Linked DNA regions of Mus musculus: regions 1, 2, 3, 4 and 5 are each linked to region 6. The links are chromatin loops, found by intact Hi-C in ENCODE. Cell type or tissue: heart. All regions are shown on one strand.

Evidence for each region. A loop is a pair of places that touch in the nucleus more often than their neighbours do. Peaks named below come from ENCODE experiments on the same cell type or tissue, not always from the same donor. Only the 100,000 strongest peaks of a DNase experiment are listed, where the experiment ranks them.
Region 1: a loop joins it to region 6, with 4 times the contacts of the local background. A loop is called at or near these places in 16 of 42 quality-filtered maps.
Region 2: a loop joins it to region 6, with 6 times the contacts of the local background. A loop is called at or near these places in 16 of 42 quality-filtered maps.
Region 3: it touches region 6 in a loop (15-fold over the local background); 10 of 42 quality-filtered maps call a loop at or near these places.
Region 4: it touches region 6 in a loop (4-fold over the local background); 15 of 42 quality-filtered maps call a loop at or near these places.
Region 5: a loop joins it to region 6, with 2.4 times the contacts of the local background. A loop is called at or near these places in 2 of 42 quality-filtered maps.

The regions. Positions count from the first base shown.
Region 1 is chr9:106,672,712-106,677,711 of GRCm38, forward strand. It overlaps Tex264 (testis expressed gene 264), which reads right to left. Exons shown (of 6, transcript NM_001081654.2): 4 at 806-1,027. Among named protein-coding and RNA genes, the nearest start is that of Tex264, 11 kb to the right of the region's middle. In heart, a CTCF peak has its summit at 2,935; a DNase peak (open chromatin) is centred at 2,980.
Region 2 is chr9:107,512,710-107,517,709 of GRCm38, forward strand. Cacna2d2 (calcium channel, voltage-dependent, alpha 2/delta subunit 2) reads left to right here. Exons shown (of 38, transcript NM_001174049.1): 9 at 345-395; 10 at 524-623; 11 at 764-922; 12 at 1,126-1,233; 13 at 1,336-1,414; 14 at 1,923-1,972; 15 at 2,151-2,240; 16 at 2,442-2,513; 17 at 2,710-2,784; 18 at 4,386-4,460; 19 at 4,542-4,613; 20 at 4,704-4,775; 21 at 4,882-4,943. Among named protein-coding and RNA genes, the nearest start is that of Tmem115, 19 kb to the right of the region's middle. In heart, a CTCF peak has its summit at 2,076 (motif pointing left); a DNase peak (open chromatin) is centred at 1,962; H3K27ac peaks cover 70 bases; H3K27me3 peaks cover 695 bases.
Region 3 is chr9:107,165,055-107,170,054 of GRCm38, forward strand. All of the region lies in intron 2 of Dock3 (dedicator of cyto-kinesis 3), which reads right to left. Gm23595 (a small nucleolar RNA gene) reads left to right here; the gene lies at 1-52. Among named protein-coding and RNA genes, the nearest start is that of Gm23595, 2.6 kb to the left of the region's middle. In heart, no CTCF peak of the experiment used is centred here; no DNase peak of the experiment used is centred here; H3K27me3 peaks cover 310 bases.
Region 4 is chr9:106,685,535-106,690,534 of GRCm38, forward strand. It overlaps Tex264 (testis expressed gene 264), which reads right to left and starts at 418. Exons shown (of 6, transcript NM_001081654.2): 1 at 301-418. It overlaps Rad54l2 (RAD54 like 2 (S. cerevisiae)), which reads right to left. Exons shown (of 22, transcript NM_030730.2): 22 at 2,546-5,000. In heart, a CTCF peak has its summit at 1,900 (motif pointing right); DNase peaks (open chromatin) are centred at 357 and 1,937; H3K4me3 peaks cover 916 bases; H3K27ac peaks cover 597 bases.
Region 5 is chr9:106,816,845-106,821,844 of GRCm38, forward strand. It overlaps a transcript of Dcaf1 not described here. Among named protein-coding and RNA genes, the nearest start is that of Dcaf1, 2.6 kb to the right of the region's middle. In heart, CTCF peaks have their summits at 2,557 (motif pointing left) and 4,924; a DNase peak (open chromatin) is centred at 4,967; H3K4me3 peaks cover 829 bases; H3K27ac peaks cover 751 bases.
Region 6 is chr9:107,291,689-107,296,688 of GRCm38, forward strand. Cish (cytokine inducible SH2-containing protein) reads left to right here and starts at 4,971. Exons shown (of 3, transcript NM_009895.4): 1 at 4,971-5,000. It also overlaps the pseudogene Gm17040. In heart, a CTCF peak has its summit at 2,740 (motif pointing right); DNase peaks (open chromatin) are centred at 2,773 and 4,077; H3K4me3 peaks cover 999 bases; H3K27ac peaks cover 677 bases; H3K27me3 peaks cover 591 bases.

The sequences.
Region 1 (5,000 bases), 620 kb before region 6:
CTCTGTGCTGGTTCTGTGTTGCTAAAGTTACTGACTTCAGTGTCTTATGGCCTAGACAAAGTAATTGTCAACCCAATGTGTCTGAGGGAAGGAGTGTCAACCACCAAGAAGTGTCAGCCTAACCTGTGGGTCCCCTCAGGACACTCACAGCCCCATAGCCCATGCCTGGGAACAGGGTGGCCCATCTTCAAGAGAAGGCTTCAACTGAATACTGACTGGTTGTTAGGTTGGCTTTTAGTGCTAGACTGGATCTAGGACCCTCTACATGCAACCCTTTCCTTAGCTCTCGGGTTGTCAAATATCTAAAGAAGTGGTATAAACAGGACAAGGTTTCAGAACTCTTGTAGACACAGAGACCCCCCATCCAATCTCTTCCTACGAACAGGCTGTGTTGTCAACATTACTCCCTTCCAGGTCAGAAATGAAGGAGGCGAAGCCTGCCATGGATGTTCAAGTCCTGAGGGTAGGGAGGGGGGCACACTGTCAAAGGTAGCATCAAGGCCAGGTTGACACATGGCCACTGAGAGCTCTTTAGGCCTCAAGGAGGAGAGGGGCAGGGTGAAGACAAAGACAGAGTCAATCTGACCACACCAGGGTTCTGAACAAGCCCTTGGAGATGGTCTAACCCCAAGTTCTTAAGCATCTGAAAGAGATGCCAAAAGTCTCTGCCATACAGCCTAGCCACCCTGGTGACTGATCCATGAGGGCCTTAGAGAGCTGCTCTCTCCAAACCAGGTGTATTCCTCTCAGTTCCCATCCAAGGGGCCCGAGTGTCCACCCTCCACATGCTATACCTATGTCTCACCTTGATGTAGGTATCCAAGGCAGGATGGACTCGGCGGGCAGCCAGCCAGATGGATATGGGGGTGGTGTAAGGGAAGGTAGCTATGACCACATGGCTAGGTGCTGGGAAGGAGAATATCTTGAAGCCAAATTTCTGATAGAGGTGGATGAGCTCAGGTGAAGGCGACTCCTCCCCCTCACTCAGGATGCTGCCGACTGCACAGCGGCACTTCTCAGGAGGCACCTGTGGAGGGAGGCAGGGCACGGGATCAGGGTCATGCAGAGGATGGAGGCCTTCAGACCCAAGGCCCTCTGCTTCTGGGCTAATCCAGTCCTAGAAGAACCAGAGCTCCAGATACCAGGATGAAGCTGGTAATTCCGTACTAAAATCAACTATGGCTCGTGTGTATGCATTCTGTTGTGGGACTCTCATTTATTCCTTCAGCAAACAAGCCAAGCTGCAAATACAACCCAAGAGTCATGGTGGGAAAAAAAAAAAAAGCAAGAAAGACAAGGCAAGACTTGGTCTCCACCCTCAGAAGCCCTGGGGAGGAAAGAACAAAGAGATATCTGAGCTATCACCCTCTACACAGCCTATTAATCAGCAGCTCTGCTGAGGGGCCTCCTTATGTTACCTTCTGTGGGTCCCAGCCTCAGAGGGCATCCAGCAGAACTGCTAAGAGCTGAGCCTAAGATCTGGACTCAGCATGGTCCAATTAGCTATTTCCCTCCTACCCCCCAGAGGGGCAAGCTTTACTAACAGAGAGATCATGGAAAGCAAGGCAGTGGAACTGAATAGTGGGAACAAAGGGAAAAGCCTGTAACAGCCTTCTTTCTTGGTTGCCCATAAACACAAGTATGTATGAGCATACACAGTAGAACACACAGGACAGAGCCCAGAGCAGGGATTTTAGCATTTGCTGTAGAAGATCAGGATGTGAGATAAAAATTTAAGTCGAAATCCCCTCTAGGTTCACAGATAGAGACAGTCACCATCACAAGGGCTCTGGTCCTTTTCCCCTAAAACCTGTCTACTTTCTAAATCCCTTCCTGATTTTACTCCAAACTCTTGGTCCCCCTCCCCATGTCTCCCAGCCCCTAACAAATGTACTTCCTGTTCTACATCTCTCCTCTCCTGATCCTCTGTCCTACAGCTCCCATCAACCAGAGGCAGTTGAGTTTTGAGTTTCCAACACTTCCTAGGACTCACTTCTGCCAGCAGATGGTGACAGCCTGTCCAACCTCTGTTTCCCAGGTCTATTTTCCTACCATCTATGTACAGCTCTTGGACTAGGTGCCTAGGGAAAGGTGTTCCTAACTCCAGGACATTCACCACAGATCTGGACCTTAACTCTGCACCATTCAATCCTTCCCCAGCCAGGCCCACCGCCCTCTGATGTGACAGCACACTCCCTACCTGCACTCATTTCCTTTCCTGAGCACTTCCTCAGCACCACAGTCAGTCTCACACACGTGTCCCTACCTCCCCCCTCCAGCCCCGTTCACGCCTGCCACTAATCTGTGGGCCTTTCCTAGCCCCGACCCACTCCCTCTACTCTGGCATTCTATCCTGCCTTAGAATCATTTTTGGGGAGACCGTGGGCACCTGTTCAGCCTCTGACCTCTACACAGACCCTAGGGGGAAAGCTAACTCTCAAGGCAAGCTTCTGACCGCATTGCTTCCTTGGACAAATGACAGCAGGCAGAACTTAGAGGAGTTTTAGAGATAGGCAATATAATGTAGTGTTTATAACCATAAACAGCTACAAGGCCGGCCAGGAGTGAAACCTGAGTCATGTGATCCCGCCCAAGTCCTTCCCCTGGCTTCTCAGAGCACAATTCCTTGATATTTCCTTACAGGTCTTTCATGTTAAAAGAGATAGCTCACAAAGGCTTGACATTAATGAAATGCCCCATAACCACGTTTGGCTATTTGTAGCAATAACATGGTCCCAACAGCAGTCCCTCGACCTAGAATGCCCACCTACTCTAACTCTGAAGACAGACCTTCCCCACCATCATCCCATCCTTCAGGTTCAGTGAGACTTTGTACCACCTTTCCTCTTCTGAAACTTTTCCCAGATTCTGCTGTCTTGTCCTCAAGTTACTGCCATCCTACTCAAACATGTCACTGCTGCAGTACCACGTCTTGTCTCTAGATGGTGCACCTGCACCACTTACACCCTAAGGATTGCATTGGCCATACAGGCAAAGAAGTTCCCACCCACAGGTCTGGACTGGCCAAGTGACTGACTGTACCTGCTGACCCCTATGTATGGCATGCCAGGTGGGAGAGAGGGTAGAAAAAAATGTTAACAAAGGTTAGAGGGAAAAATGGGTGTTAGGACACTTGCCACTTGATTTCTCCTTGTTATCCCTTGCCTGCCTCAATTTGGGTTCCAAGGCCTCTCCTGGGATCACTTCAGCAGGTCCCATGGAACTACCAACTCAATGCTCTTCTGACTCCAAAAGATGTCTGAACACACAACTAGAACTTCTCAATGACTCACAGTTCCCATCTATGGCAAATCTAAACCAATCAGGCCAGGTGTGACACTCAATTCACCTCAGGACCAGTCAGTCATCAGCAGGGCTAGGACCCAGATGGGCCGGCCGGCAACCACTGAGTACGTGGCAGAGGGAGGGGCAGAACCCGGCTCTGGCCCAGCCCACCTTGTCAGCCTCTTCTCCCACCACACCCCCATATACACCCACATGGAGCTATTTGCAGCCAAACATGCCACGTCGTCCCATGCTGCCTGCCTTTGCGTAAGCTACTTCCTCTGCCTTAAATGTTCCTCTTCGACCTATGTGAGTCTTCTTTAGGAAAACTCTAGTCCATCCTCTAAGACTCCGCTCAATTCCTCTCCTCAAAGCCTTTTGATATTTTCTTGGGAGCTACCCCTCCTCTCTGACCCTAAATATACACTAAGGGTACAGGTCTTCTACTTCACTGCAATGGAGCCTTCTCATTTCTCTCCCACCACGCCAGGCCTCACAGAGAAGTCTAGGATACTACAAAGAAAATTCCTCGGGTATGTGGAACAATGGTGCGGGCATGAACACAGCTGCTCACACAAACCCCGCCCACAATCAAATAACCTGGCATAAGGGAAGTGTTCCTCTCCAATGTAATACAGAATAATGTGGAATGGAACACAAGAACTCTCTCTGACTCAGTCTCTCCCAACTCCACAGTTAGGTCATTATTTGTCCCCTCCCGACTCTGGCCAGTGCTCGGACAGCAGTGTAAGAGCACAGCAATCCTACCACCTGCTGAGTAGTCCAAGCAACGCCAGAGCTAGAAATCTGTAGAACTAGGTCACCAGCAAGGAGATATGACAGCTATGAAGATAATCCAGGAAGTGGCAAAGCTGGTCCAATAGCAGTGCTTCAGCCCAAGACAAAAGCCTACACCTCTTATTTGTCTACTTCTCCTCCTTACATCAGACATTTCTTTGGAGTCCCTGTGACCAGCAAAAGCTGGACCAGAACTGCACCAGCCTGGATCCATATTAGAAAGACAGGATAGTGGTGGGACCACCAGCACTCTGAAGAAAGAAAAGCCCACCCAGGAAAAGCAAGCAAAACACCCAGCAAAGCCAAGACTAACAAGGAAGAGGCAGGGGCATGCCAGGCTTCAGCACATCTCTCAAGGCATCCAGCCTCCTCAGCCTAGTACTAGAGGGCAGTTTCTTGGAAACTGGATCTTTCAGACATGAGTCCATCTTGAGGCTAGCCCGCTGCCCCTACCAGAGAGGTAGGTCTTTGACAACCATCAGGTCACGGTGAAGAAGTTCTTCTTGATGGTACTGCCTGGCAAAGACCTCAGAAGTGTATGAACAGGACAAGATTGATATCTTTAAGGATTTAGAAAAGAGAAATTATGTCAGCTGGCCCACTGGGTTCAATAGAGACAGCCAACTGCAAGCCCACAACCTATACAGTCAATAGGAGTAGGTATATGATCTAGTAGTCCAAGCCCAGAGGCTGCATCTGCCAATTACAGATGTATACTGGGCCTCCTTTACCCAGACCTGGTGAAGCTCAACACTTTATGCCATGTGTTCAACTCCCCTGGTATGTGAAGGAACACGGGGAAGCAACCAGTTGGAATATGGGCTGATGCCAACAACTAAGCCAGAGGATAAGGCTCATACTCAGAAGGAGGGAAGGGGTCATTGGGACTCAACTCTAACAGAGGTTCTGGAGCTTTC
Region 2 (5,000 bases), 220 kb after region 6:
CACACTACTCCATGATCTTCCCTCCCTCCTCCATTACACAGCCAGACTCTCTGGAGTCTCTCTAGGACAGAGGACACAAGCCACTAAAGCCTTCTGTCCCCGTGGATCACCTGCCCCTCCCCCTCACCTCTTGTTTACTTAATGAGGGAACCAGATCACTCACGTCACAAGAAAAAAAAAACTGTCTTTTTTATTGAGCATGGTCTTCCCAGTGCCCAGGCCCATTCCAACCCCCATAGTGCGTGGTCAGTAGAAAGAAGCACAGGAATCAGTAAGTGGGTGGAAGAAGGAAGACCCCGCAGGTCCCGGAGGTGCCGTCCTTAACTGAGTCTTCTCACTGGCAGGTATATACAGGGGGCCTCATCACCCAAGGACATGGTCATCATTGTGGATGTGTGAGTGAGCCTTGTAGGCTGGTGGGATGGGCTAGGACTGGACTCTTCTGCCCGGGCACCTTATGAGGGAAGGACGGGAAAACCCTGAGAGCCCACATGCATGCGCCCCCTCCATGCCTGGTTTCCAGGAGTGGCAGCGTGAGCGGCCTGACTCTGAAGCTGATGAAGACGTCCGTCTGTGAGATGCTAGACACGCTCTCTGATGATGACTATGTGAACGTGGCCTCAGTGAGTGGCAAGGTGGCAGGCAGGATGGGTACCACTCACCCCCATCCAACCTGCTCCCATGACAACCATCAGCCCTGTACAACAGCTGCACACTGTGTGGCCAGCCTGAAGCCACTCACCACCCCCCACTGTCCCCACAGTTCAACGAGAAGGCGCAGCCTGTGTCTTGCTTCACACACCTGGTGCAGGCCAATGTGCGTAACAAGAAGGTGTTCAAGGAAGCTGTGCAGGGCATGGTGGCCAAGGGCACCACAGGCTACAAGGCCGGCTTTGAGTATGCCTTTGACCAGCTACAGAATGTGAGCCCCACGGGTGGGCAAATGGGTAGCAAGGGGTGGGCGAGGGACCAGGCTTAGTGACATGGGAAGATGAAGATGGATTGCCTTGTTAATAGTAAACAGGCAGCTTAGACAGACAGTACCATCTGCCGTGAGGGAGGAAGCCCCACCCTGGACCTGTGAGAGACCAAGGATTGCCTGACTCTGTGTTCATCCTCCACTAGTCCAACATCACGCGGGCTAACTGCAATAAGATGATCATGATGTTCACGGATGGGGGTGAGGATCGCGTGCAGGATGTCTTCGAAAAGTACAATTGGCCCAATCGGACGGTGAGCCTCAGCCCTGGTGGGTGGCTGCCCTGAGCTGGGTCCAGGACGGGAGAGGGCCGTCGTCCTCCGGTGGCCATTGTGATAACCTCATCGTCCCGGCAGGTACGTGTGTTCACGTTCTCCGTAGGACAGCATAACTATGATGTCACACCCTTGCAGTGGATGGCCTGTACTAACAAAGGTACCTCATCGGGTTTCAGCCTCTGCCTGCTGTGTCCTTCTGCTAGCTGTCCATCCATGTGTCCAGCTGTCTGTTCACGCACTGTGTGTCTGTCCTTCCATACATACCCTTTTTCCGGTGCTTTGTCTATTTGGTGGGCTGTCTTGCTTGACCATCTGGCTGTATGTCCCCTGTCTGTCTGTCTCCAGCCTTTCTGCTAATGTCTGTTTGTTGATCAATCCATCTCTGTTGATTGATTGGGTAAAACTCACGTTTCTGACGTCCTCGGATGAGGCTCCTTCCTCCACCCTGTCTCTGTTAACCACTCCCACCTCTGCTGCTTCTTTAGACCCCTACAATCTATCCTCTCCTGTAGCGTTGGTCACAGTGCCAGGGCAGTGACAGGGAGCATAAAGGAGTTGGGGGAGAGTCACAATACACAGAGTGTTGCAGGTGTACCCAGGCGACATTACCCCCTGTGCTGCGGGCCTTGCTGTGCCAGTCAAACCCACATCTCCTCCCTTTGCAGGTTACTATTTTGAGATCCCTTCCATCGGAGCCATCCGCATCAACACACAGGTGAGGTTGTGGAGGAGGCGGCCCCTCCCAGGCCTTGGCTTCCCTCTGGTTGTGGCTGCATGCTTTGCGTGCTTTCCAGCCATGGGCCGATAGCGACCCCTGGTGGCTGCTGTTGTCCATGGCAGCAGATGAGAGAAGAGTGAGTTGGGAAGGACATTTAGTGCCTCTCCTCTCCCAGGAATACCTGGATGTGCTGGGTAGGCCCATGGTACTGGCAGGCAAGGACGCCAAGCAAGTGCAATGGACAAACGTGTATGAAGATGCACTGGTAAGGCTTCTGGGCAAAGAAAGGGGACTAGTGGCCTTCCCCCAAGGATGTCCCCACACAGTCAAGACCCTCGAGGGGCCCCTTATTGGTGTTGACCAAGTAAAAGAAAATGACAGGTGGCCTGTGGCTGGGCCCCTTCTCTGAACACTCACAGTGAAGACAGGGCTGGCCACAGGAGACCCCATCCTTCTCTCCCTTCAGGGGCTGGGGTTGGTGGTAACAGGAACTCTCCCTGTTTTCAACCTGACACAGGATGGCCCTGGGGAAAAGAAGGTGAGTTGCCCAGTGGGTTATCTGGGGAGGAGTTGGCATGCCTGGAGCAGGTCTGGGGATGGAGGAGGGTTAGGGCATGCTACAGATTTGGCAAAGCAGCTCTCCGTATCAGCAGCTTAGCCCTTAGGCCTGGGCCAGGGGGTTCTACTATGGAGTTGACTCATTATAGCATACCTTCCCATTCCTTTGTGTCCAGAACCAGTTAATCCTGGGTGTCATGGGCATCGATGTGGCCTTGAATGACATCAAAAGGCTGACTCCCAACTACACAGTAAGTGTCCACCTGCCCCTCTGCCCTGGTTTGCTGTCCATAGTGACACAAGCCAGACTCAGCAGGGGAGACATGGGGACTGAAAGACCGTCACAGAAAGACTTCCCAAAGGGTTTGGTCTGAAGCTGGGGACAGCAAGCTTCACGGGAAGGACTAGTCTGTGAGTGTTTCAGGCCTTGCTGATCTAAACATCCATTTTCCACGCTAATACTATCATGTGAACACAGCTGCACACAAATCATTGATAAATGGCCCATGCAGATTTGTTTCATTTTTATTGGTTGGTTTTTTGAGACAGGGTCTCTCTATATAGTTCTGACTATCCTGGAACTCACTACATAAACCAGGCTGGCCTCAAATTCACAGTGATCTGCCTACTTCTGCCTCCCAGGTACTGGAATTAAAGGTGTATACCATCATGCCTGATGGCCTATAAGGTTTTATTTGTAGATATTGATATTTGAATTCCATAACATTTTTACAACACAAAGTAATTATTTTTTTATTTTTTTTCAAAAAATACAATGTGTGTGGATATTTTGCCTGGATGTTTTTCTGTGCTGGGTACCTCTGGAGTCCAGAAGAAGACGCTGCATCCCTGGAAGTAGAGTTACAGATGCCCATGAGCTGTTGCATGGGTGCTGGAAGTCAAACCCAGTGCTCTGGGAGAGCAGTTAGTGCTCTTAACTGTAAGCTGCCTCTCCAGTTCCCAACCTTAAAACCCACTGGGCAGTGGTGATCCACTCCTTCAATCTCAGCACTCAGGAAACAGAGGCACACAGATCTCTGAGTTCGAGGCCAGCTTGGTCTACAGAGGGAGTTCCAGGACAAACAGGGCTACACAGAGAGATCCTGTCTCAATAAATAAATCAAGCCATAAAACCCACTTGAGGCTTACAGACAAATTATAGCAACAGGTGGCAGGCCAGATTCAGCCCTGCCCAGAAGTATGCTGGCAGGGGGTAGGGGTGGGGTGGGGCAGAAGGACTCTTCCAAATAAGAGCCTGAGAGTGGAAGGCAGAAACTGGAGCCAAGGAAGGGACAGACAGGATGGTGGTTTGGCTATTCAGAGCCTGTGCTTAGAGAACTTGGGTCTCAACTATGAAAGCAAGAACAAGTGCTAAATGTGTGTGACAACTTCAAGCCTGAACCATGGGAAACCTTTGTTTGGCCTGAGAGGCCCCACATACAGTAAGAAACTCAGAGGCAATGACTTGTTCTTGGATGCCACTCCCGGGTCTTCTGCCAGGCCTGTGGGAGCCTAAGAGTCTCTCCTTCCTGTCCACCACCACTAAAATGGGGACAGGAAAGCAACATTTGAGAAAGTAGTGGATATGAGGGAGCCACACAGCGGCCCAAAAGCAATAGCCTGTGAGCGAGCGTCCTGCAGATACAGAGGTTGGGCTGGCTGGTTCCTCCGTGGGAAATGGGAAATGGAGAATGCCCACCTACCTACAGGGCTAGTCAACCTTGGCGTGGACTGGTGTACAAGGAACACCCAGCCTGTAAAGGCAAGCAGTATGGGAAACAGAATGGAGGGCAGCTCAGAGTCTAAGAAATCCCCACTCAGCCCTCTGAGCCCCCCAACCTGTACCCCACAGCTCGGCGCCAATGGCTATGTGTTCGCCATCGACCTGAACGGCTACGTGTTGCTACATCCCAATCTCAAGCCCCAGGTGAGCCAAGTGAGTAGCCCCCCGAGGGCTGGGAGCCCCTCCAAGACCAGGACTCCTGACTTCCTATCTGGCTTCCTGTAGACTACCAACTTCCGGGAGCCTGTGACCTTGGACTTCCTGGACGCAGAGCTGGAAGATGAGAACAAGGAGGAGGTGAGCTGAAGGCTTGGGGGCGGGGGGGGGGGAGAGCACAAGAAAATAGCTGGCGCGGGAGCAGGGGGTTCACACCTTTGGCCCTTGCAGATCCGTCGCAGCATGATTGACGGCGACAAAGGCCACAAGCAGATCAGAACCTTGGTCAAATCCCTGGATGAGGTATGGAGGCACAGACCAGGGAACAAGGGCATCGGAATGGACACCCATCCCTACCCACCCTCCCCTGCCCGCTCACCCAAGAACCTGATGCAGCCTCCTCTCCCAGAGGTACATAGACGAAGTGATTCGGAACTACACCTGGGTGCCTATAAGGAGTACCAACTACAGGTGAGTGGGCCAAGCTGGGCAGACAGGGAAGGGAGAGAGTGACCCTGACATCTGAAC
Region 3 (5,000 bases), 130 kb before region 6:
TAAGCTCAGTGTTCTGACCTAGGAACATCTGAATGATTAGTAGCCTCACACTCTCTGAAAAAAGCAAGCCTAAGATAATCACCAGTCCAACGGGGACTCAGACAGGGAGCTAGCCTGAGGCAATCACCAATCCCACACTGCCCAAGCCCTGGAAGACTCCTAGGACCAAGAGCAAGCCTGAGACTAAAAGAACCCCCTCCTGGGACTGAGGGTCCAGGGCAGGAGTGAGCCTGAGACAGATGACTCTCCCATGGAACCACTTGAGCAGACCAGGTGAAGAGCAAGCCCAAGATGACCACCAGACAAGTGCTATTGGACTTGAACAGGGAGCTGGCCTGAGACAACCGGCAGTCCTGGGGGAGCAAACCATGCCTGAGATGACCCCTGCCCAGCATCATAATGCATGAGTGGGGCATAGCACTCCTGAGATAACCCCAGACACTCAGAGACCCCAGAAACCTCTTAAAGGAGCAATTAAGTGGTGGAGAATGGAAGAGAAACTGAAACAGAAGGATGTAAGCACAGTAAAGAAAGGCAGAACTAGAGACTAAGAGTAATGAGGAACAGCCTAAGAAGAGTAGCCAGTGATGCCACCTGGGATCATGGTGAGGTTTTGGCCTGTGCTGCCCCAGTTAGGGGTGGGCTTGTTGCTATTTAAGGGCTATATAGAACTGGCCCACCCCTCAGCTGGGCATCATGGGAGAGCTGGCCCTGGAGGCATGAGAGCTGACTCTACCCCTAGCCAACTGTAGTACTCCACAGAGCGGTAGTTGATTGGAAGCCTAGCCAGGCCCTCAAAGACATGAGCACGGGGGACCCGGCCCTCCCACTCATTCACTGTGTGGTGGCATAGACAAGAGATATCCTTCTCCTTCCTCCACCCTCAACACCTGAGGCAAGCAGGAGGCCTGGCCCTGAAGTTGTGAGAGCAGGAGATCTGTCTCTGCCACTCACCAGCTGTAGCACTCAGGATGGTGGGCCCTGCACACCTCGCCTGGGTTGACAGCAGAGCTGACCCTGGTGGCATGGGGGGTGGGGAGAGCTTTGCCTCAAGGGCTTGAGTGTGGGAGAACTGTCCTACCTATCAGCCATGGGTTAAAGAGGGAGAGATGATACACACACACACACACACACACACACACACACACACACACACACCCCTTGCCACCTTCGGCAAACAGGAATGCTGATTCCCTTGATCATTAGAGTGGGAAAGATGGTCCTGCACCTCACCTGCTGCAGCAGTCAGGAGAGCAGGCTTGCCGGGGCAGTACAGTAGAGGTGGACGTAGGGGTAGAGGTTGCAGGAGAGCCAGCTGGGTGGTATGAAAAAAGGAGAGACACATTCCTCCTCTCCCTCACCCCTCACCACCTATAGCAGTCAGGAGAGCTGGCCCTGGGGTCATGAGAGTGGAAGAACTGGTCACGTCCCTCAACAATGGCAACACTAGGGAGAACAGGCCCTGCACCTCACCTGGGCAACAGAGTAGAGCTGGCCCTGGTAGCAGGGACTGTGATGAGCCATCCCCAAGGGCATGAGAGAGGGAGAGACTACAGGCTAACTAGTTCAGAAACCTCTCAGATCCAGGGTTTTGAATTGACCAACCCCAACATCTGCCCCATCTATGAACTGCTAGTGTATATGAAGAGGTCAGTCCTACAAATCTAAAGCTACAGGATCTCCCAAGACACAGGGCAACAATGGATAAACAAGAGGAGTCCCACTGAGGTTCCATTATCAATAGAGTAGCAGAAGCCAGAGGCATTCCTTATGCCAGACCACCAATTCATTGCAACGAACATTTGCAAGCAAAGAAGTGTAGACAAAAGGTAACACTATATGACACACTATGACACACTACAGCTTCCAAACCAAGTTTTGTTTGTTCGTTTTCTCTGCTAAACAGGAGGTTACAAGAGTGAAAGGCAGGTATGAGGAGAGGTAGAGATGAGTGGGTTTGGGGTGCATGATGTGAAATTCACAAAGAACCAATAAAAAGTTTTAAAGGAAGAAGGAAGAGGAGGAGGAGACAACGGTGGTGGCAGCAGCTGCAACCAAAGTAGCCACTGCTGCCACCACCTACAGGATGGTTCAGTGGGTAGAAATGCTTGTCTGCAAGCATAGAAATCTGATTTTGAACATTATACAAAAGTGGATGGAGAAAACTGACTTCACAAAGTTGTCCTCTAACCTCTCTAAACATGCTGTGGCACATGTTCCCATAAACAAATACTGCACATATGTATGAGGGCACACACACAGACATACAATAATAAATAATTTAAATGTCATATATAATCAAATGTAATTAAAAATTAAGGTATGACATCAAACTCAATTTCTCACCTATAAATAGTAGTGTCTCTTTTATACCAGAGTTTTTAAAATTTAAGAGTGTAAGGTTGCTTTTATTGTACTATGACAGAATACCTGACAAAGAAATTTAAGGGAAGATTTATTTTAACTCATGATTTGAAGAGAAAGTCTGCTGTAGCAGGCACAGAGCATCTGGTCACACACTACCTCTAAAGCAAGGCGAAAACAAAGAGGCATGCAGCACTCAGCTAGCTGCCTCCTCTTTCCCTTTTTATTCCCAAACCCCAGCCTGTGAAAGGTGCCTTGGTGAATTTCCCTCCTCAGCTAAATTCATCTCTATAACATGTCTTCAAAGCCATGCCTAGAGATCTCCTAAGTGGTAAGATTAACCACCACAATGTTATTTGCAGCACATTCTGCTTAAGCAGTTGGTTTCACAAAGAAAAAGGAAAATATTAGGGGAGCTGTTTTAAATAAAAATAACCATGTTAATCTCTTACCCAGCCTATTCTGTAGAGTGAGATCCAGGACAGCCAAGGTTTACACAGAAAAACCCTGTCTTGAAAAATTAAAAACAAGCTGGGCATGGTGGCGCACGCCTTTGATCCCAGCACTCGGGAGGCAGAGGCAGGCGGATTTCTGAGTTCGAGTCCAGCCTGGTCTACAAAGTGAGTTCCAGAACAGCCAGGGCTACACAGAGAAACCTTGTCTCGAAAAACCAAAAGAAAAAATAAACAAATAAAATAACCATGTTAAGCTTAAGAGAAAGGAACAAGCCACAGGTTTTAGAAGACCTGGACTGACTTTCAAAGATAATAACCATAAAAATATTATAAATTGTATAAATGTCATCAATGTACAAAAAGAGAAAAAACTGAGAACAATAACCAAGTGCTAGAGAAGATGGAAGCACAATGGTTTGCAACTGTGACAAATACCATTAATAACTGCTCAATGCTTAGTTAATTAGGTGAGAGTAGGTGAGGTTGTGAGATTTACATCTATCCTCACAACTGCGCATGACATCTTCAGTAGTCACACCAAACACGTCATATAAATTAAATCACTTCAAATCAACTTGAAAAATAAATAGGGTTGACTTTTTTCAATTTAATTCTGTTATATTAAACAAGCAAATAAATAAGACAAATACAAGTAACAAAAATGTATTAAAATGTTCTTATTTTTTAAGATTTATTTATTATGTATACAGTGTTCTGCTTGCATGTATGTCTGCAGACCAGAAGAGGGTATCAGATTACATTATAGACAGTTATGAGCCATCATGTGGGTGTTAAGAATTGAACTCAGGACCTCTGGAAGAGCAGCCAGTTCTCTTAACCTCTGAACCATCTCTCTGGCCCTAAAAATAAGTCCTTAATCTTGGTGTAAATATGAAATTAATTTATGTGAAAGGCATAACATGTAAACACATGCATGAAAAGTGGTAATGACTTAGCCTTGTTCCACATTCTGCGCTGGAAGTTTTACCACCTATAATTTCAACACTGATGAACAGTGCTTTGGCAAATATACATTTTTGTGGAGATTGTAAGATGACCTTGCTAGGCACCCAATGCAAGTGAAGCCATACTGTCCCATAGAGGCAAAAAGTACCTCTACAAAAGCTGCTGGCTGAGAAGCTGCAGAACAATGTGAGCAGTGTTAACTCAAAGAATGGAGCCTCTATAAAGACCAGGCCATGTGACAGTCAACAGTTAGCAGCCAAAACAGGTGCAAACCAAGGGAGTAAGGTCAAAGGTACTAACAGGAGCTCAAGGTAGTACCCTCCCTCTTTGACAAGACACTCCAAGCTTGTATCTCAAACATATATTTTCACTGACAAAAGTAAAACAATCCAACCCAAACTTACTGGTCCTTAACCTAATATCCGAGTAGAGAGAGATCAAAGACTAGCAAAAGATACATCAAAAAAAAAAGTACAATCTCTTCTCTATCCCATAATTTAAAATAATCTTAATTAAATTTTTTGAAAAAAAAATCATTCAGTCTGTTAAGACGGTTTAGCAGGTAAAAATATTTGTTGCACAAGCCTGGTGACCGTAGTTTAATCCTCAGCACCATGTAAAGCTGGAAAGAAGAAACCAATTCCACAGCAGTGATTCCTGACCTCCATACAGGCACATGGCACACATGCCTGAACACACGAGTAATAATAAAAAGAATTATAACTGTTTCCTTGTAAAGGACAGACTAGAATGAGTGCACATTCTAAAAACCATGTAAGAAACCAACAGTGAATTTGAAAGCCAAAAACAACCTACAACCTTTTTAAAAATATTTTCTTACTTGGTATATCAATAAAAATATGCATAGCCTTCAAATTCTTGGTGTCTTTTTCAATTATATAACTAATAACAGACAAGAAAGAGTCAATCAATCATAAATCTAAGAAACTTTTAGCAGAATTCAACCCCCAAAAGTATTCAAAAGGCTGATTTTCAAAATTATCTTTCCATTATTTTCACTGAAAAGCTTAAAAAGAATAAGCTTATATATTTATGCACACAGTTTAATGCTATTTTAAATCTTCATTTATGATCTATAATTATAAAGTTGATAAATAGCAATAACTAAATATGCATTCATCTGGGAATTTTTTCCATATGAGTCATTATTGTTTTGAAATTAGTTATTTTAGAGAACCCTAAACAAATTTGAAT
Region 4 (5,000 bases), 610 kb before region 6:
TTGGAGCGGCGACGCGACGCGCGGCCACAGGCAGCGCTGCTGAAAGGTGAGGGCCCCGCCCGTTCCCCTCTAGTCCCACGGACCCCGGACGTTCCCGCACCCAGCACCGAGGCAGGATCCGCGCCGAGAGGTCAGGACCGCCTCCCCGTCGCTTTCAGGCCCGGGAAGCAGGCTGGGCCAGCAGTGAGTCAGACGCGGGGCAGAGGGCGGCTCAGGCCGCGGGGAGCAGGCGGGAGGGGATGAGGGGGAGCCCCGGCAGACACCCCGTCGGGAACGCCTCGCCTCTGGCCCCGCCCTCACCTCAGCGGCGGCCCCACGGACGCGGACGGGCGCCGGAGGAAGATAGGGGCTCAGTCGTGGAGCCTGTGTGCGCTTGCCCCTCGCGCTCGCTCCGCCCCTTTCGCGGCGGGACGTGACCGTGGCTGTGGGCGCGTGCGCTCCAGATTTGGAGGGCGGAGGCCTGCCCCGCCCCGTCTCCTTGGTAACATGCACGCCTCCCCCGCCGCCTCCCCCCCCCCCAGCTGGGTTGGGCCCACAACACACATTCCTGCTTCCAATGAAGGGGAACTCCTGAAGGTGATCAAGCAACAACCAACCAATACCCCAAGGTATCCTGGCCGACAGGGAGGGAAGGGAAGGCGCAGGGGTGAAGGCGGGCTCCAAGCACCGGGAAAGTCAGCCTGTTTGCCTGCTCCAGAAGCCCAGGAAGCCAAAGCGGGACTGAATAGTGTTTGTGCATTTTAGAGAGGATCCGCACAGCAATGTCGGCCTCTTACTAACTGAACCAGTCTTACTCTCGCCACCTTCCCTCAGAACCTTCTCAAGTCTGGCCGCTTGCTCAGGTCTTAACAGCTGAGGAAGCTATGGATAAACAAAAGATGCTCTGAACAATCTCTGGAGAATGCAAATTTAAGTGTCTTCACTCAGCCACCCATCAGGGATTCTCTGAGCATAGGGACGACCATCCCTCCATCCAACCTTTATTATGGAAACACTGAGTGAACCAAATGAAAGCCTTGGCCTCCGGAAGTTCACTCCAGGGAACACCTCTTTTCAAAGCTTCTACTTCACAGCCCTGGCTGTGGTTGCTGGGAGTTTCTACTAAGTTAATATAACTTAGGTAACTCCCAAGTCAAGGGTAAGCTCCTTCAATACAGGTTCAATCTTGAGCTAGGATCTGATGACCTATGAATCTCAAAGCACTGTACTGAGGGCACCTCCTGAGACGCCCAGATCTATGCTGGAAGTGAGGAAGGCCACTATGCTTGTAAACTTGGCTGTTTATAAATCTTGATGCCAGACAGGCTGGGCCAAGGACTATATTAGTACTTCTGACAAGATTGCTTTATGGAAAGTTGATCACCCAAAGAGCATATAAGATGACTTTGGAAAAAGCCAGCAGCCATGGGGTAACATGTGATCTTGAATGTCATCCACAAGACAAATGTCCCAATGCTGTAGACAGGCTGGTAAGAAAAAGCAGCTAGCTACTCAAAAGTCTTCAAAGTAGAGAGGGCAGGAAAGTCATTATAGCTATTTTACCGTGAACATCAAACATGGTAATGATTGGCTGCTTCGGGCAGGTGGGCTGTACACTAGATAGGGTTCTTGAGACACGAAGGGCACATGGCCCAGGTTCAGAGCACATGTTAATTCTGTCTCTCTGAAACTCATTAGCCTGTGTCAGGAAATGACTGTCAGGAGACACTCTTTCTTCATCCTGCTGTCTTGGCTCACTTCCCTTAGCCTGGGTGGGAACTCTAGAACTCAGTATCAGAGTTGCAGGTATGCCTGAGGAATGTCAGCACTCTATTGTAGGAGAGCCTGCAACTGGGAATCAGCCCACCAGACTTCATCTCCCAGTGCTTCCAACAATGCCGGCTATCAAGTGACCACCAGGGGGCAACAGACTCCTTGGCAAGGCCCTTTGTACACTCCTACCAGGTCTGAGACCGGCTCACCTTACATTCCCAGACCTCTCTCAATAGCACAGACCCCACTTAGTGTAAGCCCAGACTTAACCTTCCTCTTTCCCAGTAATCACCAACTGAGGTGCTTTAGTTCTGTGTAGACTGCCAGAGGGTATGTCCCCGGGGCGGCTCCTCTTAAACTTGCGGGGTTAGAGGGAACTGTCCATTTCCTCCCCTCCTCCCATTCCAAACCCTGTTAGAGCCCCACCCCCAACTCTGCCCGAGAATATCCACTCGGTGTAAAGTGCTCCCACAACTCCCATCCCCACAGTCCGTATGACTGAAACTGGTTTAATCCAGCCATCCAGCCTTGAATGGGCTGCCCCACAGCTGAGGACTTAACGGGCTTCAACAACTCAAAGTCAGCTTCATTGTTCTACCAAGAGCAGGACAAGGTACTCAACCCTCTTAGTGAGCAGAGACAGGAGAAGCCCAATGACTGACCCTGCCAACAGACCCTGCTCAGAGCCTGTCCCACCCCACCTCGTGTGCTGTCCAAGAGCCATTATTCTGTTAGGTTCCTTTCATTAGTACCCAGCTAAGTCTCTGTCCAGAAAATTTCTTGACCAAACATCTTGAGTTTAAACTTTATTTTACAAAAAGAGAAATAAAGAAAACTGATAGGCAGTTATACTGACTTACAATTGTTCTGTTTGCTTTTTTTTTTTAAAAAAGTGACATGAAACACAAGTAAAAATAAATACGTCATAGAAACAGCCAGTCGCCCAGTCCCTGGAGCAGACGTGTCTGCCCTGCTGAGAGAGGAGGGAAGCCCATGATCACACCAGCAGCTGGACCACCCAGCCACAGATGGTCCTCTAAGCCAGGCACAGGTCCTGGGCCTCAGGGGCATCCTGAGGAAAGAAGACAGAAAACTAAAGCCAGGTACCAGAGCCTTGGGGCAGCCTCATCTCCCTCCCCCTCCCCCCCAACTCCTCTGGCAGCAGTGTGGCCTTAGTGGTTATCTGTTGCAACCCCTTCAACCCACCTGGACCCTCTCTCTGATCCCTCTGAAGAGGGTACAAGGAAAAAAATCTGTTTCGGGCAGGCCTGAAGGAATCTTCTGGTGAGTCCCCAGCCTGCCCTGAGTTACAACCAGATAACAGTCATTTTACACCACAGTGCACATGAGCACACACATGCAAACACATACACACATTCACTCAAACACAGCTGGGCTGAGCTCTCTTCCAGGGAGGGTCCTGGGTTCAGGTCACAGTATGAGGTCCTCTCTTGTCTGAATATCATCCTAGTAGTGGTAGTAGAGAGTGCCCAAACCTCCCTCAGCCCTCTACATTGTAGATTACTATGCAGCCTGCCTGGCTCTCTCTCCCCAGCACACTAGATGACTATAGCAAACAGACTCATGGCAGGGGAAAGGCGCAGACTTGGGTCCCTGAAAAGCAAAGAGGGTGGACACTGCCTGCGTATTAGTTCATCATCATAGGACTCACGTATTCATAAACGGCTTAAAGCCAAGCTAGTGGCACAGAACAGACGTTGAGGGATTACACCGATTTGGATACACAGGGGCAGAAGGGTCTGAAGGTGAGCAGTGGGCAGGTCAGCACTTGGCAGATTGGCCGTTTAAGGTGCTGATTTCCTGGGAACTAGTCAGCAGTGGAGCCAGAAAGTCATCCTCGGGGAAGGGGACTTCTCCCAGCAGTAATACTGGGAAAGAGCAACCTAGCTGAGAGTGCACAGAAAACCATGGTTCAGACCTGGGCATGTGGAAAGCAAAGGGAAGTGGGAAACAAAAGGTCTGTGTAGGAACAAGGAATGTAACGCCCCAGAAAAACCTTCCCCTGTAGACAAGGACTCAGTTCCAGAGCCATGGATGTCACACCTAAAGATACTGACTGCCTGCGACTTGCAGTCCCACCTCTATGGTTGATCTTCTGTTTCAACTAATCAGCAAAACAGACCCCAGCTCCTTGCTTCACGCTCCCAGAGTGGGAAACTTCAGTTTTAGTTGTAAGTTATAAATATATGATCCACACATTAATTCCTACAAGAGTTCCAGACAAAATCTTTAAGCCAGGAATACAGATACTTAAGTAGCGTTACTCAAGGGGTAAGGACTAAAGAGATAAGCCATTAAGAAGGCTCTGACCTAATGTGGTTCACTTACTTTCTTCAATAGCTACCCCATCCCTCCCAGAGGGGACACAGCAGACCTAAGGTAGCAAGTATCTGCATCATTTAGTAGTGTTAAAGAGAACAGGGATTTAGAATACACCAGAGTGACTGGGCTTCTTGAGACCCTTAAAACATTCCATGAAAGACATGGTCTCACTGTATACATAGCCCAAAATGGTCTTCCTGCTTCAGTTTCTTGAGGGCTAGGATTACAAGCATAGCTGGTATACCCACTACCACCTCGGGTTTCCAATCTAAGCACAATAGATTGTGAGGTTCCTGCTTCCCTCAGCACATGCTCATGCTTGGTGCGCATGCACACTTCCCCATAAGTCCATTTGAAAAGCAGGATATTTAGGGTTGTTGGAGGGAGGGGAGTTGCCAAAGCCCATGGAGCTAGTAAGCAATTCAATCTCCTATGATCTCACCCCCACCCTTATACAACATAAGCTGCATGTTATCACAGAGAAACCTTTAGCCAGGAGGCCTGTCTAGAGTTATGGCTGCTGCAAAGATGAAGTACGCTCCAAGCCCAGGATGACTGCTGGAGTGTACAGCAGTCACGTGTTCCTCTCAGAATTCCCATTTACTTCCTGGCTGCTTAAAAACCAGTTCCAGTTCCCTACTGAAATTGTTTCTACTAATTTACTATTTGTGAACACAGAAACAGCCCTCTTCCTGGCTAGCAGGGCATACACACAGACATACAACTCTGGGAACTCAGTATTCCAATGTCTGAGAGGAGTCCATGTAACAGAGACAACTCTGGGAGCTCAGTGTTCCGAGGTCTGAGGGACATCCATGTAACCCAAGCTCTGAATGCGTTCTACAAGTTATAGAGATCTGGACTCGCTCGCTCCCACTGTACCAGCCCCAACCTCAGAACCCACG
Region 5 (5,000 bases), 470 kb before region 6:
CAGACACATCAGAAGAGGGCATCAGATCCCATGGTGGTTGTGAGTCACCATGTGGTTGCTATTATCTTTGTAGAGCCTCAGTTTATTTCTCTGTTAAGTGAAGTGGTGGACAGAGATATAATTATGTAGGAGTGCCCTCTCTACCCACATTCTGGGGGGAAGATTGGGAAGCTTGGGGGAGCTGGAGGACAGTTGGAGTTCACTAGGTGGGTCAACTAGTGCATGACTGAGATTTCCTTTTTGTCTAGGCTGGGGTCCCCAGAGCTTGGAAGCACTGATACTATTTTCAGAAACATCTGTGATGCTGGTAGCTTAGTTTTGTTCAATTAACAGAGCATTAAGCAGATGAAAGATTCATCTAGCTTCAGTGAGTTCCAGAAGAAAGCAGGGGGTATTGGGTAGCACCAGGGTAGGGCGAACCTAGAAAGGAGGCACTTGGAGAAAAGTAGTTATAGAAGGAGGTGGAGCTTGAGGCCCAGAGGATGCTACTGTGGATTTTTCTATTTTTTTTTAAAGATTTATTTATTATTATACATAAGAACACTGTAGCTGTCTTCAGACGCACCAGAAGAGGGCATCAGATCTCATTACGGGTAGTTGTGAGTCACCATGTGGTTGCTGAGATTTGAACTCAGGACCTTTGGAAGAGCAGTCAGTGCTCTTACCCACTGAGCCATCTCGCCAGCCCCAGATTTTTTTCTTTATAAATAACAGGCACACTTGTGACAGGGATAGGTAGATTATGTCTAGGATTGTTACCCTTGATTCTGGGGCTGGAGCTGGGGTGCCTCTTGTCCTTTTATTGTCTTTTTTTTTTTTTTTTTTTGGTTTTTCGAGACAGGGTTTCTCTGTTTAGCTCTGGCTGTCCTGGAACTCACTTTGTAGACCAGGCTGGCCTTGAACTCAGAAATCTGCCTGCCTCTGCCTCCCGTTTTATTGTCTTAAAACACTGTCTCTGTTCATACATGTGTGCATGGCAGTACAGGCTAGCCCTTCACTTTTTAAAATGACTTTTTAAAATTTTATGTGCACTGGTGTTCTGCCTGCACGTGCGTATGTGAGGATCCCCTGGAACAGGAATTACACTTATAAAATGCCATGTGGGTGCTGGGAATTGAACTTTGGTCCTCTGGAAGAATATCTAGTACTCTTAAGCACTGAGCCATCTCTCCAGCACCTCCCCCCCCAACCCTTTATTTTCAAAACTATCTCTTTTTTTTTGTTTTGTTTTCTGTTTTTGAGACAGGGTTTCTCCGTGCAACAGTCCTAGCTGTCCTGAACTCACTCTGTAGACCAGGATGGCCTAGAACTCAGAGATCTGCCTGCCCCGAGTGCTGGAAAAGGCATGCCCCACCAACGTCCTGTTCCTCTTGTCCTTTCTGATTCTGGGGAGCTTAGTAAGCACGATTCCTCCCATTTCTGGCAGGGATTACTTTCCCAGTTGTCCCAGCAGGGAGAGAGGCACGAGTAGAGCACAGTAGGACAAAGCCCTCAGATATTCTACCAAAGAAGCCAAAACAAACAATCCAGGACAAAATGCTCCTTTTAAAGATTCAGATCCAATGTGCCAGAATCAAGCTAGGTGCGCAGGCCTGGGTTATCTGTGGTTTTGTGTTTCTGTGTGCTTAGGCGTGAAAGTTGGCTCTAAACACGGGTGCCTAATACATACACACACACACACACACACACTTTTCTATCTAGCCATGTGGGTAATACCCCTCCTGTGAAATAGCCAATGATTGAATCTGGAATATGTAGCTAGGGACGCCTGGGTGCTGCTCTTTCTTTCCAGAATGGGAGTCTGGAGTGCTTGGCCGCATGTGGCTGTGGTTTTACACAGTGTTCAGAGTGAGGGAGAGAGGGCTGCAAAAGTTCTAGGGTGGAGATTATTTTTGGAGACAAGGTCTCATGTGTCTCACGTTTGCCTCAAAGTTGGTGTGTTAGCCAAGGATGATCTTGAATTTTTGATCCTCACCTCTCCACTCATGTGCTGGGACTGGCGGCTTGCACTGCCATGTCCAGCTCTTTCTTTTCTTCTCTTCTCTTCTCTTCTCTTCTCTTCTCTTCTCTTCTCTTCTCTTCTCTTTTCTTTTCTTTCTCTCTCTCTCTCTTTCTTTTTGGTTTTTTTGAGACACGGTTTCTCTGTGCAGCCCTGGCTGTCCTGGAACTCACTCTGTAGATCAGGCTGGCCTCGAACTCAGAAATCCGCCTGCCTCTGCCTCCCAAGTGCTGGGATTAAAGGCGTGCGCCACCACTGCCTGGCTGATTTTTTTTTTTTTTCAACATAGGGTTTTTTTTGAGTGGCCCTGGGTGTCCTGGAATTCTCTCTATAGACCAGGTTGGCCTCAAACTCTAGAGATTTTCCTGACTCTGCCTCCTGAGTGCTGGGTTTAAAGGTGTGCGTCACTGTTGCCTGGCATGGTAGATATTCTTGAGGGAGTTGCTTCTAGACAGGCCCTGTATTTCTGCTTTTCTACTACAATCCCATTTGATGCCCCTTAAGACCTCCAATCCAGTACCCCCACACTGGGTTCCTAAAGTGGGGTAGTGCCATCTGGTGACAGAATGAGGTAGCAACTCCTGCTTTGATGAACTGGGCTTTGGGTCCTCACAAGGGCTCTTGCATCTAGACCACAGGAAGAGGTAAGGTATCCAAGGGATTGAGGATACCTGGAGGAGCCATCCCTCTACATTTTGGGCTTATAGCCCAAGAAGATATGGCAGGAAAGCTGCCTGAAATAGTATTTTAGGTGTTGTGAACTCTCTTTTTTAAGATAAAAATGTAGCTGGTCACAGTGGTACACGCCTTTATTTGCAGCACTTGGAATGCAGAGGCAGGGGAATGTCTGTGATTTCAGTGCCAGAGCTGGTCTACACAGGGGAGTACGGGACAGCTGGAGCTGGATATCGAGGCTCTGTCTTGAAAAAAAAATTAAAGATTTATTTATGTATACAAGTGTTGTACTTGCATTTATGTAGGTGCACTCCATGCATGTATGATGCCCAGAGGCCAGAAGAGGGCGTCTGATCCCCTGGAACTGAATTTCCAGGTGGTTGTGAAACCATTTGGGTACTGGGAATCAAATCCTGGTCCTCTGAAGAGCAGCCAATGCTCTTTCATGTTAGGCTCTCTCCAGCCCCCAAATCTGTATCTTTTTTTGTCTGTCTGTCTGTTTTGAGGCATTATCTATCTAAATGTAGCTCTGGCTATCCTGGAACTCAATGTGTACACCAGGCTGGCCTCTAACTCAGAGATCCACCTGCCTCTGCCTCACATGTGCTGGGATTAAAGGCATGTGACACCATGCCCAGCGAAACTCTTCATTCAACATTACTACTTTTGATTTCTCCTCCATAAAGTTGGCTAGCCTTATCTGCCCTGGTGTTGAGAATAATGAGTGTAATTAAAACATTTGATTTAGGGATGGAGAGGTGGCTGAGCAGGTAAGAGCACTGACTGCTCTTCCAGAGGTCCTGAGTTCAATTCCCAGCAACCACATAGTGGCTCACAACCATCTGTAATGGGATCTGATGCTCTCTCCTGGTGTGTCTGAAGAGAGTGACAGGCTACTCACATAAAATAAATAAATCTTAAAAAAAAAACCATTTGATTCAAGTCTGCTATAGAGTCTAAATAAATAATGGTCATTATAGCTCAAGAGACAAGATTTCAGATGCACAGGAGAAAGCTGTGTTGTAGCAAGAGCGTGATTACAAGTTATATGCCTGTAGCACTGCTATTCACCCTCTAGAATTTGTATTTCAAGCAGCTGTTACTCCAAGCACATAATTGAGTGAGGAAGGAACGAAGTGCTCAGGTGGGTGGGGGTAGGGTGGTAGTGGATTTAAGCCCTAAGATACTGGCTGCTGCTTTTCTCTTTCTTTCTTTCTTTCTTTCTTTCTTTCTTTCTTTCTTTCTTTCTTTCTTTCTTGCTTGCTTGCTTGCTTGCTTGCTTGCTTGCTTGCTTGCTTGCTTGCTTGCTTGCTTGCTTTTCTTTCTTTTCTTTCTTTGTCTCTTCTTCTTCCCCTTCCTCTTCCTGCTTTTTTTTTTTTTTTTTCCAGAGGGAAATCTCTGTAGCCCTGGCTGTCCTGGAACTCACTCTGTAGACCAGGCTGGTCTTGAACTCAGAGATCCGCCTGCCTCTGTTTCCCAAGTGCTGGGATTAAAGGCATGCGCCACTGCCACTACCACTCTTCTGATACAGGCTTAGTAACAGCCGTAGAATCTGATCATGACAAGAGGTCCACAGTGTCTTATAATTTCCACAAGAACGTATTGGCTGTAATCGCTCTATGGAAACGCACAGAACTCGCTCAGAATGCCAAGAACAATAGTGAGTTGCATGAATCCTGACGTCTGGGTAGGTTTTGTCAAGATTCTGCTCAATTGTGGAGTTATCGTAATCTTCCATGTTATCACACAGAATCGCTGGGTCAAAACCAGATCCTTCCGATGCAGCTTCCCTTTGGTTTGTGAAGTTAGGCAAGTCATTTACTGTGGGTTTCATTTTCCTTAACTCTAAAATTGATAAATTGAATTAGATGGCCTCCGTGATTAGTTGTTTTCACCAAAGGGCTTTCATTTTTCTGCCTCACATATAATACATGGTAACTGATGTTTTTTGATTCCTGTCGAATATGTTTTTAACAGAAAGACAAAGGAAAACCGACGAATTTCTAACGAGTACAGTTGTTTCTGAATACATTTGTGTGAAATGCATTCTTTGACCCTGGCATCCTTCCGAGCCTGATGTGGCAGTGTCCTACTGAGCCCTTAGATGACACAGGGTAGAATTAAGTAAATTCGGGCAGCCCGGGCTTTTAGAAAGATCTATTCCTTCCTTTACTTTTCACTTCCGCCTTAAAGAAAACTACGAATCCCAGAAGTCAATGCGCTGAGGTGGTGCTTAATGGTAGGTCTAGCGCCATCATCCCTCCCCCGCCCTTAAACGCGGAAACTTCATTTCCCAGGAGCGCTTTGATGTCCCTCGGCTCCTCCC
Region 6 (5,000 bases):
CTAATCCACATGTGCAAGCATACGCTCATACATGCACTCACACAGTGCACACAAGAGACACACGGATAGTCACATACACAGACAGATACATACAGGCACATGTATTCACACACACTTATGCCTAGCTGTATCTAGGGTCAGGTGGGATCATAGTCCCACCTATTAATCAGACCCAGGATCTAAGAGATTGAAGGAAGGCATACAATCTGGAAGTGTTGTTTCCAGGAGGCCGGGGCAGGCGCTGCAACCAGCTTAAAGCTAGTGAACCCAAGGCTCAGTAAGGTCTCATTCTCTCTGAGCATGACTCCACAAGGAACGGAAAGTTAGGTAACTGAGAGTAGAGGCTGGGGCTGGATTGTATGTGCCCCGATATATACATACATACATACATACATACATACATACATACATACATACATACATGGCTCAGCTGTTAAGAGCACATATTGTTTTTACCAGAGGATCCAAGTTCCATTCCCACTACCCACATCAGGTGGGTTACAACCACCTGTGATGTCAGCTCTAAGGGAGCCTACACCTCTGGCCACCCACACACAAACACATACACATAATTAAAGATAAAATAAAATAAAATTTAAAATGAGCTTATATTTTAATTACTCTAAAATTTTATAATTGTGTTTCTAACTTTGTTTAATTAATCGATTGATTTACCAGCTTTTAGGAACTTTATTTTCCTTCTGCCTCTTTCCCTCTTTGCTCCGGTGTTCTGCAGAGCAGCTCAGAACCACGCAGTGTTGGCTCCAACCCACTCAGTGGCCTGCCCTGTGGGAGCCAATGGCCAGTCCTCAGTGGCTGGCTGCACACTCCAGTCTTCTGTGGGGAACTGCTGGGTGGGCACAGAGGGTACCTGTGCACCCTAGGACCAGTCGGCCACCTCAGGCTGAACAGCAATAAACTCAGGAGCTGGGGCAGTCCATTCACTCTGGAATTCCTCCTTGATCACAGCTTTCTTGGCAGCTGCCTGGTCCTCTTTCTCAACCTCCTCTGGGTCTCTGTAGAAGTGGTGATCTGGTGTAAATTCCACAGGCGCTCCTGAGAGATAACAGCATAGATGTGAAGAACTTCCCAGGCCAGCATCCACCACATCAGACCCACCCACTGAATGAGCTCCCTTGTTGTTGCATGGGATAGCAACAACGTCCACGTGGTGCCGAGGAGAGTCTGTCACACAGAGCCACGGTGGTCAGGTTGACTTGAGAGGCCTCTCTGAGGGGCTGATGGTCAGCCCTGGGATCAGTCACCACTAGAAGCCTTGACACCTTGAAGCTTGCTTGGATCTGGTTAATAATGAAGGTCTCAGGCATGAAGCATCCAGCAGTGGGAGGGTGCCTGTGACAGCAGCAAACTTCCAGCTGGCTCACTGGCCGGTGTTCCTAGAGGAGATGACGCTGTCATCACGAGGTTCTTGATAGCAACCATAGCCTGAGCTGCAAGCACCAGCCTCTCCCAGGTCCTCCTCAGATTTATGATGCAGAGACTGTCACTTTTCCTTCTGTAGATGTGCTGCTCCATGTGAAAGTCAAGGTTGGTGCCATCTAAGTGGGTTCCCGTGGCAAGGAATTTGGGACTATCCTCTTCCTTTACCTGTAGGACATCAACGGCTCCAGACATTATGTGAGTTTTCCTTTAAGTTACAACAGGAATCAAGAACAATGCTGTATGGACCTGTCCCTGGGCAACACAGATTATTTAAGCCCAGGCTAACCTCAAACTCACTGAGTAGACAAGGATAGCCTTCAACGCCTGACCTTCCTGCCTCAACCTCTCCAGTGTTATAATTATAGGTGTGAGCCACCATACACTGCGTGTAGTTTAAAAAATATATATTCAAAGAGGTCAAATTTGCTTGTTGCAAGTGTTCAAACCATACTGAAGTATAAAAAGTAAGTAGTCCCATTTAAAAAAATGCCCTTCCAGGCTGGAGAGATGGCTCAGTGAGCAAATGCTCATGTCCTACATAAGCCCAGGAACCTATCTAGGTTCAACCCTTAGGATCTATGCAAAGAAGGAAAGAATAGACTCTATAAAGTCACCCTCTAACCTCTGCATTCACACTCACACTGTGCCATGCATGCCTGTGTGCACACTCATGCATACACACACATATCATCATCATCATCAAATTATAAATGTAAATGTCTGTGATTATACAAACACACATAGTTCCCATACCAATTATAAACAGAGGTTTTTCCAGCTGTTCATTTGACCCAGAAAAATCAGAACATGTAGTTTCCTCTCAATGCTTATGCTGTAGCAACCATCTGGAATCATGTCCCCTTCACACTGTTGTAGAGATTCAGAACATAGTATGCTGGGTTTGGGCAAGTTGGGTTCATGACAGCAGACTCTGGCACTTAGCCCTTCGTAATAGTAACAGTAACAGTAATAGTTGGGTGTTCAAAGGAACAGGGACTGAGGCCTTTGAAGTAGCTTATGGTGAGCAAATAGACGATGCAGTAAAGTGCTGATGGAGGGAACTCCCTCCTCCCCACCACATCTGCCTTTTGATGAAAGGCAACCTGCTCATGATGAAAGGATAGAAGCCATATACCGAGGCTATCTAGATTGCTGTGCATTCTTGTGATCCATCATTATTCTGGGAACGGGGCAGGAGTGTCCTGCAGCAACAGTAATTCATGAAGTGCCTGAGTGCACTGGGAAGAATTCTCTATTCTCTAGTTGGCTAGTGAGGTCTTAGGAAGGATCGCCACTGGGTGGCAGTGTGGGCCCAGCAGTCAGGGAGGGGTCCATTCAAGGGGCGTAGTCAGGAAATAGAGCCAGTAGTAAGGAAATGGCCAGAGGCATTCACAAAACTTGAATGAAACAAGTGGGCAGGTAGCTTGGGCAAAACAGGGCACATCATGGTTCCCAGCACGTCGTAGGTGGGATGTCTAACACTGTCAACTTCACAAAAGACTACTGGAGAACCAAACACTTCTCTCCCCAAGGCACACTGGAAGCCGTGTCTTAGTTTCCTCACGTACAAGGCAGCATTATCTGTGGTAGCTGTGAGGGCAAGGTGAAGCTAGGATTTGCTGAGTGTCTGGCACAAGGTAAGTGTTCAGTAGGCCCACTTGAAAGGGGTAGATCCAAGTTCAAAATCACAGCTCTGGGGTCCAGCGAAAGAGATCCACAGATCAAGGTGCTTGCCACTAACCTGACAACCTGACTTTGGGCCCTGGGACCCACAGAGTGGACTGGGAGAAGTGGTTCCCTCAATTCCCTCAGGTTATCCTCTGACTCTGTGTGAATACTGTGGCTACAAACACATGAAAACACACACGTGCGCGCACACACACACACACACCACACACACCACACACACACACACAATTTAAAAAAGAAAATCATGCCAGGCAGTGGTGGCACACATCTTTAATCCCAGCACTCAGGAGGCAGAGGCAGGCAGATCTCTGTGAGTTCAAGGCCAGCCTGGTCTACATAGTGAGTTCCAGGACAGCCAAGGCTACAAAGATAAATAAACCCTGTCTCGGAAAAAAAGGAAAGGAAAGGAAAGGAAAGGAAAGGAAAGGAAAGGAAAGGAAAGGAAAGGAAAGGAAAGGAAAGGAAAGGAAAGGAAAGGAAAGGAAAGGAAAGGAAAGGAAAGGAAAGGAAAGGAAAGGAAAGGAAAGGAAAGGAAAGGAAAGGGTAAGTAAATAAAAAGAAAACCACAGCTCTGTTGCATGACACCTGTGAAATCCCCCGTATCTTCATAGCAAAGCGGCAACAGACAGTTTCTACTGAAGAGTTAGTATGCATACATACAGGGATCCCATGTTCTCAGAGTACTCCTACTCCATCCTACCCATATTCCAAGAAACTGGCTTCTTGCTGTATTCTGGGAGCCCTGCTTGGGTTACACTTAACTTCCCCTCCAGGGCACCTACGGGGAACTGAGTCCCTTGGAGTAATCTCTTATCTTCCCTAAGAACTCCTTCCTTTTCACAGGGTTTTATCTTTAGCTCTCTATCTTGGGTGGGGCACCCAGAGCCTAGCCTGGGCTGGGGAAAGCCCAGTCACTATACTCAGATTCTAGACACTGCCAGAAGCCTGTCATCGCTGCCAAGAATCTTATAGCTACCCTTTCTGAGGAACGTGGGTGGTGTGACGTGTGTGGAAGGAGTGGGTGTACTGGTTCTCCAGATCTTATCTCCCCATATCCTGAACCGTGGATGTGGAGGGAGATCACATAGACCCTACAGCTCCTTGGTAAACCAGATATGGTGACTTAGCCTATAAGTTCACATTGTAAACCTGTACTCAGAAGTTTGGGGCCAGCCTGGTCTACAAACTGAGCTCCAAGGTAGTCTGAATTCAATTTTAAAACAAAAACAAACAAGCCATCGACAGGGCTGTCTGGGAGCTGACTATCTCTGTTTACTGACTCAAGAGGGTAATTTCCCCAACTGTCGGTCCACTCAGAGATTAGGCAAAGAAGGGATGAGATCATTTGATTACAAAAGATTAGATGTAACCTGAACTCTTTTAGCTGTAGTGGCCACAGTGGACCTCCTTAGTTCTTCCGTCCTCTTCAGGGCTCCAGGCCTCTCCCTAAGTCTTTCTCCAGATCTCACAGCACACCACCCACCTTCTCACACAGTGTCCTGCAATAAGCGAGACCACGGCCGCCAGAGACAACGTCCGATAAACTAGAAGCGGCTGGCTAAGAGGACCGGCCCGACCCTGCCCCCGCGCTGTAGTTCTAGGGGGGGGGGGATAAGCGCACCCATCCCCAAAGAAGTAGAGGGAAGACAATCTGGTCTCCAGTTGCATCCACATTCCTTCTTAACTTGTCCCCAACCCAGTCTTTTGCCTACTAGTCTCTAGGTCCCGCCCCACTCGGGCACGTCAGTTCAGGGTCCCTGCACTTCAATAGGTCGGTCTAGATGCTCGTCTCACGTCCAGCGATACGATTGGTCAACTCTAGGAGCTCCCGCCCAGTTTTCCTGGAAAGTTCTTGGAAATCTGTCAAA